Regions from separate parts of the Homo sapiens genome. Here region 2 is linked to region 1. The links are chromatin loops, found by intact Hi-C in ENCODE. Cell type or tissue: gastrocnemius medialis. All regions are shown on one strand.

The links. Hi-C counts contacts between places; a loop is a spot of excess contacts. Peaks named below come from ENCODE experiments on the same cell type or tissue, not always from the same donor. Only the 100,000 strongest peaks of a DNase experiment are listed, where the experiment ranks them.
Region 2: it touches region 1 in a loop (7-fold over the local background); 2 of 110 quality-filtered maps call a loop at or near these places.

Annotation. Positions count from the first base shown.
Region 1 is chr13:96,814,929-96,819,928 of GRCh38, reverse strand. The region is part of intron 1 of HS6ST3 (heparan sulfate 6-O-sulfotransferase 3); the gene reads right to left. Among named protein-coding and RNA genes, the nearest start is that of LINC00359, 170 kb to the left of the region's middle. RefSeq lists an enhancer at 2,371-3,128. In gastrocnemius medialis, a CTCF peak has its summit at 2,378 (motif pointing right); a DNase peak (open chromatin) is centred at 3,468; H3K27ac peaks cover 1,572 bases.
Region 2 is chr13:96,221,269-96,226,268 of GRCh38, reverse strand. All of the region lies in intron 1 of HS6ST3 (heparan sulfate 6-O-sulfotransferase 3), which reads right to left. Among named protein-coding and RNA genes, the nearest start is that of HS6ST3, 130 kb to the right of the region's middle. In gastrocnemius medialis, no CTCF peak of the experiment used is centred here; a DNase peak (open chromatin) is centred at 2,888; H3K27ac peaks cover 2,471 bases.

The sequences.
Region 1 (5,000 bases):
AATTTTTGTATTTTTAGTAGAGATGGGGGTTTCACCATGTGACTGACTGGTCTGTCACCATGTGACAGACTGGTCTCAAACTCCTGACCTCAGGTGATCCACCGACCTCAGCCTCCCAAAGTGCTGGGGTTACAGGTGTGAACCACTGTGCCTGGCCATATACAAGGATTTTCTTAAGGTCAACAAGTAAAAAGTAGTAGAGCTGGGACTTCTTTTTTTCTTACTTCAACTCCTGTGCTCATTTAGTTTGCTTGTTTAAATACACGTGTTGGTTCTGTGTCTCATGAGAAACACTATGCGAGGTGCTTATGATATAATGGTACACTGCGTGGCCTGACCTTAAGGTGCTGAGTCATCAATTGACTACCCAACACCGTCTTATTTTGCTCATAGTTAAGAATTAGAAAGAAAACACAAAATTAACGCTTTATTCTACAAGTTGGGAGGTTTCACTGATATTAGCTCATTTTTTTCTTTGAAATCAACTGAAAAAGGAGACCCAGGAGAATGAGCCAGAAATGCCAGAATATGGATATGCCTTCTGGTATGTTTTTTGATTATGGAAGAATCATTCTTAAATAATACACTCATTTCTAAGTAGGTAGTGTTCCAGACTTCAGTCTGGAGGTAAATAAAGTCTGGGGTCTCTTTTTTTCTGATGGCAGTGGCCACTGATGTTCATCCAGAAGGGGGTTGCAAAATGGTGAAAGTCTTATTCTGTCATTTCTTTTTTCATTTATTAGCTGGAATGCCTCTATAAAAAGAAACTTTCCCTTATCAACTATTTGGCATCCTGAGGTAGAGTTCACATAGGAAAGGCAAATGAATGTTTGATTCATTTTACTTACTAGTTTTCAAAATAGTGGGTTGCTTTCTTACAGTCTCCCCCAAAGGGGATTTTTATTGCTGTTTGTTTGTTTTAGTATCCCATAAGCTCATGAATCTAAATATACTTAAGAAGTTTCAACACACTGTAGTCATGATCCTTATTGATCCTCAATTTATCCAATTTTTGGCTAGTGGGAGTTTATTCAATATGGATGTGGAGTTCTTTTGATACAACCCTTGTAGACTTTTATGAATATTCTGAAAGGAACTTGCACATTGCAAAAGCTCTATATCAAGAAAAGACCAAGAAGGATAGTGTGGGAGCTTGGAATTTTCCACAGCTTCTAAAGAGTAAAGTGGTTGCTGCTCAACACTTCACCTTGGCTAGCATTACCTGTGCACTAGTCTCCTCTCTCACTCCCAACCAAGTGTTGTAACTAAGATTTTTGCTAATTGCGCCTGTGCATTGAAGACAAAATAGGAAACAGATACCATCTTTAACTTTCATGTATTTTATCCAGGCCCAAACACCAAGGCTTTTGTCTTTCATTTTTGCTTCTCTTTTTGTTCTTCAGCTCCCACCCACGATATTTTTCTCCATGCTAGGAACAACAAGCAGGGCTAGTAACTCATTTGTGACTAGAGGCCAGTGTCAGTCCATAAACTAATCTAGGGAAAACCAAATTATGCTGGAAATAATGCAGAGCCCTAATCAGGTTCTCTTCAAAATCCACTTATTGACGATAATTAGCATGAGTTTCTTCCAGAAGCCCAGCTTAGCACATGGACATTCAATGGGATCTTTCAGCTGCAGTGGCTCCGAAGCTGCAATTCTGCCTAATTAATAAAGCAACGACAGACATTTAGAAAAATATATGCATGATAATTTAAGTCTCCCAGAAAAAAATCAATTCGTTCTGTTTAAACTTTGCCTTGGGTGTTCTCTTCATCAATTCAAGTGTGGAGCACTGACCTTAAGTTGCAAATATTTTTCTTCAGGCATGATTGAAGCTTCCAGAGGTAATAGCTTTCAACATTCATTTCTTAGAGATTTTAAAACACTCAAATGGGGACACTATCCCACTTTTCATGGCTATATGTAAATCTGATAAAATAATCTTTAAGACTTTCAAAGTAAATGTAGCTTAGGGCTACAAGAGGTGGCTTTTTCATTTGTGCAATCAATACATGATTAAAATGGTGTGTTGGGAGGGGGCGCATCCCTTAAGCAACAGAATAACACAACTGTAATTTCCCTTCTTAGTGAACTTCCCTAAACATGCCCCTTTGTGTTGATTATTTCTCTTGGTGATAAGCAGAAAAAAAGGTCACCTGTTGCTGACATCTGCTGCTATCTCTGTGTGTTTTCTTGAAATGACGTGTTATATTGGAGCTAATCTAAATGAAAAACAATTCAAAGCATACACATAAAGCAAGCAAACAACTGCAACCAAAAGAAAAAGGTGGGGAGGGGAAGACCCATCAACAAAAATCCAACAAAAAACCAGCTAAAAGCTTTTCATTGATTTTCAGTTAAGGAAGATTATAGCCACAAGGGGGCTCTCGAATCTTCCCAAACACTAGTTAAGTGCTGAGAACTATTTTTCTAGTAATTAATTTCCACAAATCAATATTACCTATTAATGTATATTACAGAGACAAGCTACAGACTTCTGACACGTTACATTCAAGCTAAAGAGAGAATTTCATATAAAAATTCAAGGGGCCCACAGTGATTGTAAGTCAAAGCTGAAATTAGTTGCACCTGTGATTTCCTGCGTCCACTCTAGCATAAAAAATCCCAACACTGCAAATTTCACCAAAGGTTAAAACTGAATGTGAAGCACTGTGTATATAATGGAATACATTGACCTCCGATGGATTTTAAAGGCTGTCTGCCTCCTTCTCCTACATCGTGCACCCCCCAAACAGCCATGGAGGGTGACACAGCAGTTAAAATGCAATGACCCTTTCTGGGGGCAGCGGGAAGTTGCGACAGCCATTAGTTCTGGAGGTATTTAACTCATGCTGAGAGCCTGATGGTGCTGATGGTGTTTACAGCCTGAACCACAAAAGGCACTTGGAATTCAAGAGGGCGTTTTAATTTTCTGTTCAACCCAGTAGATAGGGGTAGAATCTCGTACCACACCTGGGCAGAATAAGGACAGACGGGAATCGCATCTCCAGCAGAAGAGAGAACACGACCTAGCACCCTTATCAAAGGGAAAATGGAGGAACAGAAATGCCCCAAAAACATTATATCAGAGTAGTTCAAATACCCAAATAATCTTTGCACAAACTCAGAAAGCCTCTTGGAGCGCTGATGTGAAATGGCTTTTTGACAACTGCCTTTTCTCTAATCTAATGAGAAAATCATCCCAAGGAAAGTTGAGCATAGGTCTGCCACTGGGCAGGAGCACTTTTGTGGCATGTGGGGGATGTGATACCTTTCCCCTGGACAGCTGGCTCTCCTGAAGAGGGGTCAGGGAGAACAGGGCAGCACGATTGTCCCTCATAATCAGGGTCTTCACGCATCATGCTTCCACATTCATTTTGGTTGTTGAAATTATGAATCACTGTTGTTAAACAAATCCCTGGCTCAGGAAGGCCAGTGTTCTCACTCAGGCTCCCAAGAGACATGTTCTGGGACAGCAAATTCTTCTGTTGTGAAATCCTACTTTGCTTGGCAAATGCCCCCCAGTACAACGTGAACCAAACGTTGATGTAAACTGCATAGACTTTTGGCTTAGGACTTTTAGAGTCACTGGTACCCTCAAGTTTCATTCCCAGTTTACAGAGCAGTAGCCCCTCTTAATTTGCCTCAGTCATTTCTCTTTAGAATTTCCAAAGGTGACTTCTGGAATTCTAGTAACAGCCCTGTTTTGTTGTTTTCAGGTCTGGCCTTCCATTGAACCCTTCCATTGAAAACCTTCCTTTTAATCACATTGCAAGTCACCTTTGTGCTTTCCAGCATCTATCTAGAGTGTTGCTGTCATTCAAGCACCATCAGGATATGTGAGGCCTTCCTTGTTAGAACATTGCAGCCACGATCTGGGGATTTAAATTTAGTCTAGGGCTAGTATGTACAGACAAGGACCTTCTGCTCAATTCCCATTCAGAGCCCTGCCCCTTCTAAGGGCAGCTAGGACTTAGGCAGACCCCTGAAGGAGATGGACAGGCATTCCACAGGTAGAAACCTCCAGATTCTTAGCGGCTCATGGGGGATTGTGGCTTTGAACACAGCATATCTAGTCAAGTTTAAGTACATTTCTTTAAAATACATTTTGACCTTAAAAAACTTAAATAACTTAAAGTTATAAAGAGAAGGAATTCCTCTCCTTTAAGCAGAAGGCAAAGGTTGGTGTTTTAAAGAGAATAAGTGGACCCCTCCTGTACCATCCTTCCCCTTTCGTAGTGCATCTGGTCACAATAGTATTTTATCAGACAACTGCTCTCTAAAGAAATTGAGTGATTAAATGATCTGCTATGATGGGTGGGGTTAGTTAGGGGTGAGGCTTCAGAAGACTAGTCTTTCTCAATGAAGTACTGACCAGCCCAACTGCTGATTTTTACCAATCAACACAAAATCCATCATTGTTCTCCCACTGAGAGATGTTACGGGTTGAATTGTGTCCGTTCCGAAAAAAAGATGTTGAAGTTCTAACCACCACCCCACTGCCCCATACCTGGGAATATGACCTTTCTTGGAAATAGGGTCTTTGCAGAAAATCAGGTTAAGGTGAGGTCATTAGAGTGGGCCCTGATCCAATATGACTGGTGTCCTCATAAAGAGGGGAAATGTGGACATAGAGACAAATATATGTGGAGTGAAGACAATGTGAAGATACAGAGAACCCCATCTACAAGGCAAAAAACAGCTGAGACTTCCAGACGAAAGAGAAGAGGCCTGGCACGGTGTCTCCCACCCTCAGAGGAAACCAACCCTGCTGACATCTTGATCTTGGACTTCCAGATTCCAGAACTATGAGAGAATAAACTGCTGTTGAAGCCACCCAGTTAGTGGTACTTTTGTCACTGTGGCCATAAGAAATGAAAACAAGGTATATCTTTATTGGAGAGACAGATGAATGTAATGAAAGAAGGGACCGGCACTAGCTGCACACATTAATAAACTGAGTCTTTTCAATAAATATAAATGGACTGTCAAGAAT
Region 2 (5,000 bases), 590 kb after region 1:
GATTACAGGCATGAGCCCCTGCGTCTGGCCAATTTCTTTATCTTAATCATAAAAATCTTCAAGGTATTTCCTCTTTGAAATGTACATAAATCTATTGGTTGGTTGTTTTTAAGTGTTCTAAATTATTTAAATTAGTATATCAAATATGTTTTTGAGAGGGCAGACCCTCTCCAAAACCAATCAGTCTACATTAAAGTGACACTTGAGGTTGTGTCTTCACTGAAACCTGATTATTCCCACCACCACTGAGGGCAACAGAAGCCCAGAGACCCAACAAAACGCACTTAACTAAGATCAGTGAGTCATTGGCAAGACCATAAACCAAATTTCCTAATACTACTATCCCAGGACTCTCCATATAAATGGTGGCATGCTTATAAGCTACTTCTCTATACTTCTATTCACTCTTTTACATTCCCCCTTTTTTACCCAGTTGAAATTTAGTTTCGATTCTTTCTTAAATCTTGAGATACTTAACTTTCATCAATTTTAGTTGGTCACAAACAGAAAATATAGACATGAAAACCAAAAAATCTGGGTAAATAGAATTGCCAGATAAATAACACAGAATAAAAAACCCAGAATCCATTTGTAAATGTATCATTTATTAAAATAGAAAAGTAAAGTTATTAAAATAAAATGTTCTATCATAGACTGATGCAAGGTGGGATGGATGTACAAGAACACTTAGATCTATTGCTTCCCTTTTCTAGTACTACCTCCTCCATCAATAAAATAAAGAGCTGCATATTCAACATGATTATCTAAAATAATCCTAACTATGCAGTGAGGAAAATATTCCAAAGTAAGATGATTATGCCCAGTAAAAATGTTCCCCTTTGGGGAAAAAAACAATACTTAAAATATTAAAGTCTGATGTTTCCTAACTTGTGGACTTTGGAAATTATTTGGTAGTTCATTAAAAGACTTCCAAAAGGAATAAACCCCATATAGCTAATTGTTTACACCTCCTAGTGTAGGTGACTTATAGTAATGGCATAGCATTTCCACATACTTATTTACCCCAGATAATTTAATTAGGCCAAACTTGATGTGATGCACATTTACTTCTCAAATGACTTCGCATATGGGTAAACCTGTCAGGTGTGACCAATTAAGTCTACCATCTACAAAAAATGTCTCTGATCAAAATTCACATTTTAAGCTCCCAAAATACTTACGATGCTTGAAGGAAATGTTTCATTCTTAGGGACTCTCTCAATTGCCAACTTACAAGCTAATATATTGTGGTGCACAAACCATGCATTCAACTTCAGAATAGTTCAATTACCCTTTGGAAAAATTAAACACACTCCCAGTAACAATGCAAACACGCTCCACTTAAACAAACATAAAAGTCTGCCCAATTTATTTAAGAATGGCCTAAAAGAAATCAAAGTAATGGATGGTAAAGCAGACATTCATTTTTAGAGAATGTGAGATTCTTACCAGAAGAATCCTGTAGAAGGATCACTGGTCTACAGCATCATGAAACAATTAGGTGGCTCTGTAACCTTCGATGACCAAGCACTGCCTAATTCTAACTCTGTCTCCTTTTATCCTAAAACAAGACAATTTATATTCTGCCTAGAACATAATACTGTGAACATATATAAGCAAGGTTGTTTTGTTAATTTCTAAAAGGTGACATACAGATCGGCTGTGATGGCTCACGCCTATAATCCTAGCACTTTGGGAGGCCAAGGCAGGAGGATCACTGAGCCTAGGAGTTCAAGATCAGCCTGAGCAACATAGTGAGATCCTGTCTTAAATTAAAAAATTAGCCAGGCATGGTGGGGCATGCCTATGGTCCCAGCTACTCTGCAGGCTGAGGTAGGAGGTTCACTTGAGCCCAGGAGGTCGAGGCTGCCATGAATTGGTGATGGCACCACTGCACCCCAGCCTAGCAGACGGAGAGACACTTAAAAAAAAAAGTGACAAACAGCTCATCTCAAATTTCTCAAGTTAGAATTTGGTATAGGCCTTGAGACTTTACTCTTCTCTATCCAAACCAGCACTGTTAACAGTGATGGGGCTCTGGGGTCTCATTTGCAATCATTAGCCTGAAGAACCAATGGATAACTGAAAGCACCACAGAGGCTGATATCCTGACTCGGAAATTAGAACATCTCGAAAACCCATAGGTAACATGGAAAGGAGCTATGTGTGCCTCTAGGATGGACAGCTGGTTGCTATTAGGCTGAGTCATGCTCTTATACATTTACTGAATTTATACTGTGCAAAAGGAGAGGAGAGAAGAGGAGGAAAGGGGAAGGGAGGGAAAGGAAGAAGAGGGAAGGGAAGATTGAGACGGGAGGGGAGGGAAGGGAATATTTTGCTTTAGATTATATAAAGAACTAGCTGCCATCTGGAAGAAACTGCCCATGGCTTAGAGAGGGAGATTGAAGTCCCCCAACTAGATATCCAAGGAAAGCATTGTTGACCTTTTATGTTAGCAACTATCAGGGTCAGTTACATAGTCATAGCCAAAAATTGTGACATATATGTTATTACAACATCTAAGCAATCTTCTTTCTTCTTCTACCATCCCCCAAGTTAGACACAAATAAAGAAATAACCTGAAAATAAAAAACGACAAAAACTTCCCCCCCCCCATATCCATTCCAGAAAGGACATTCAAGGGGTTATTTTGTATCACCACAAAGTACAGCTATTCTATTCTGAAAGCAATTGCTCTGGTCCATCCGTGAATGTCAATGCTAGGGAAGGTTCTTGGGTTCAGGCCCAGGCTGGGGCATCAGAAAAATGCTCTGTGTATATCAACACTGCCAACACCGAAGCTGAAATTAGCTGAATGGTGTCAGTGAGGCGTTCAAGCCACTGTGCAGGCAACCACATTGCAAAGGGCATTGGAACAAGCTGTCCTGTTCCAGAGTCTGGGGGCTGTGCTGACCAACACAACAAGCACGCCTCTACATATGAGGCCACCTCATCATCAGGGCATTTGCTAAATGGCAACTATCATGTTTCGTATTGCAGAATAAAGATGCCTCCTTCCTGTCCCACTCTGCTTCCCTGCTCCAATGTCACTCATGATTTCTCCCATTCTTGTCCTCATTGGATTACACAGCTAACATACTAATACTGAAAATTCAACTGGAAAAAATTATTTTGTTCTCTCATGAAACCAAGTATTCCAAAGCAAGCATGGCTAACAATAGTAAGAGTCACTTAAAACACAAACACATCCATCCATACTAAGGCATATTATGCAGTCATATTCCATTTCCAAATCAAAATGCACATCATAAATTCTGCAGTTCCATGATATAACAATGCCACAGAAGCTCCTAACTTGACACCTTTTACCAGGTCATATCCACAAACCCCACTGAAACATATATATACACAGGCTAGAAGAAGAGTCATCCCTACTCCTTACAAAAGAGTCCTAACTTGAAACTCTATGAGCTAAAGCATGCTCCCTGATAAATGAGAAATTAATATTCAAGTGGAGAAGGATGGAAATCTAAAAAATGGCATAGAAGGCATAGAAGTCCTAAGTGTAAACTATTTAAAATTCACTAGCAGACACAATAATTCTCTGTAAACAAATTCCTTCTGATTTTTCCATTTCTGATTCAGCTGTCAGGGCGATAGGCCTGAATACAGTACTCCTATAGAAAGAGCAATGCTCTAAGAAGAAATCATCCAGCAACAAGGTAACAAAACTAAGCCCACTTACCTGGTGTTATTTCAGTGGGCAATTTTCATTAAAGAAAGTTAGAAGCTGCTGTTAGCATTTGCTGATCTTGTTACCTCGTTGCTTGGATATTGACCTTGCACCAGCTATTTTGCCTCCAGTTTTCTCTGGGCTTTACTATGTTCTTTAATTTCCTGTGGTATTAATCTTCAGCCCAGGAAAAATGAAGTTGATGCTGTACCACAAGAAATGTTGCAATCACCTTTCAATACAGACATCTGCAGCATTTTACAGGGCCTAGAAATTACTAAAGCCCATTTCAAGGCTTTTTTTTATTCTTTGTCTTATGTAGTTTGTCCCTTGTTAAGAAATAAAATCAATTTATTCCCTGTTACATCATAAAGTGTCCAAGAGGGAAGTCATATTTACTTCAGCATCTCTAGACTGTCTTATGAAGTTTTAAATAAAGAATTTGATTGATGTTTTACAGTTGCCCAAGGAAAAATATCTTTGATTTTATCTAATCACACTGTCAATTTCATCATCTGTATTTCAAAATTGGAACACTTTTTAAATCAACATGCTACAGTTTATAGTTCAGCCATCTAAAATCTATTATAAAATTTAAAATAACAGTTAATTCACCATCTTAAAAGAACATTTATTACAACTAAGGTTGATTGATTTTTTTCCATTTCAAATAGAAGATATAATATTTTTCAGTCATCCATGCTAAAGTGACAAATGACCTAATGTAAGGCTATGTCTTATTTTATATCCCAGTACTCCAGTACATAGGATCTTCTATGTTGCTTACATCATACAACCTGCTAATAAACTCTCCAACTATCTAGAATTCCAGGGGTTATGTGTCAATAGCCTTGTTCCTTCTGATATATGAGATTTTTGCAGCCAGCTCCTAGCTTGCTAGACTCTAGGGATCACCAGTTTACCCCATCACTCCTTGATATCTGTACTGTATCTGACCTCTACTGTTTGGTCAGTAGACTAAAGTCCTGTTGAATGGACTTTAGAGCACTCACCTGCATCTAACTGTTCCCCCAAATCCTACCTCCTCCCCATCCCACTGCAGTTAATTAGAATCAGATCACATTCACTCAAAAAATATTTATTGGAAGCTACCATGAGCATTGTTCTCAAGGCCTGAACACTACACTATTTAAGACAATCAGAATCCCTAGCTTGAATTCTATAGCTGGGAATACCCCACAGGCAATGAAACAATAAATAATTGAAAATGACAGAAGGGTAGGGATCACACAGCAACTTCCCAGCATCACTGCTACTTTTCCTTGACCAATAATTTGAATAATAG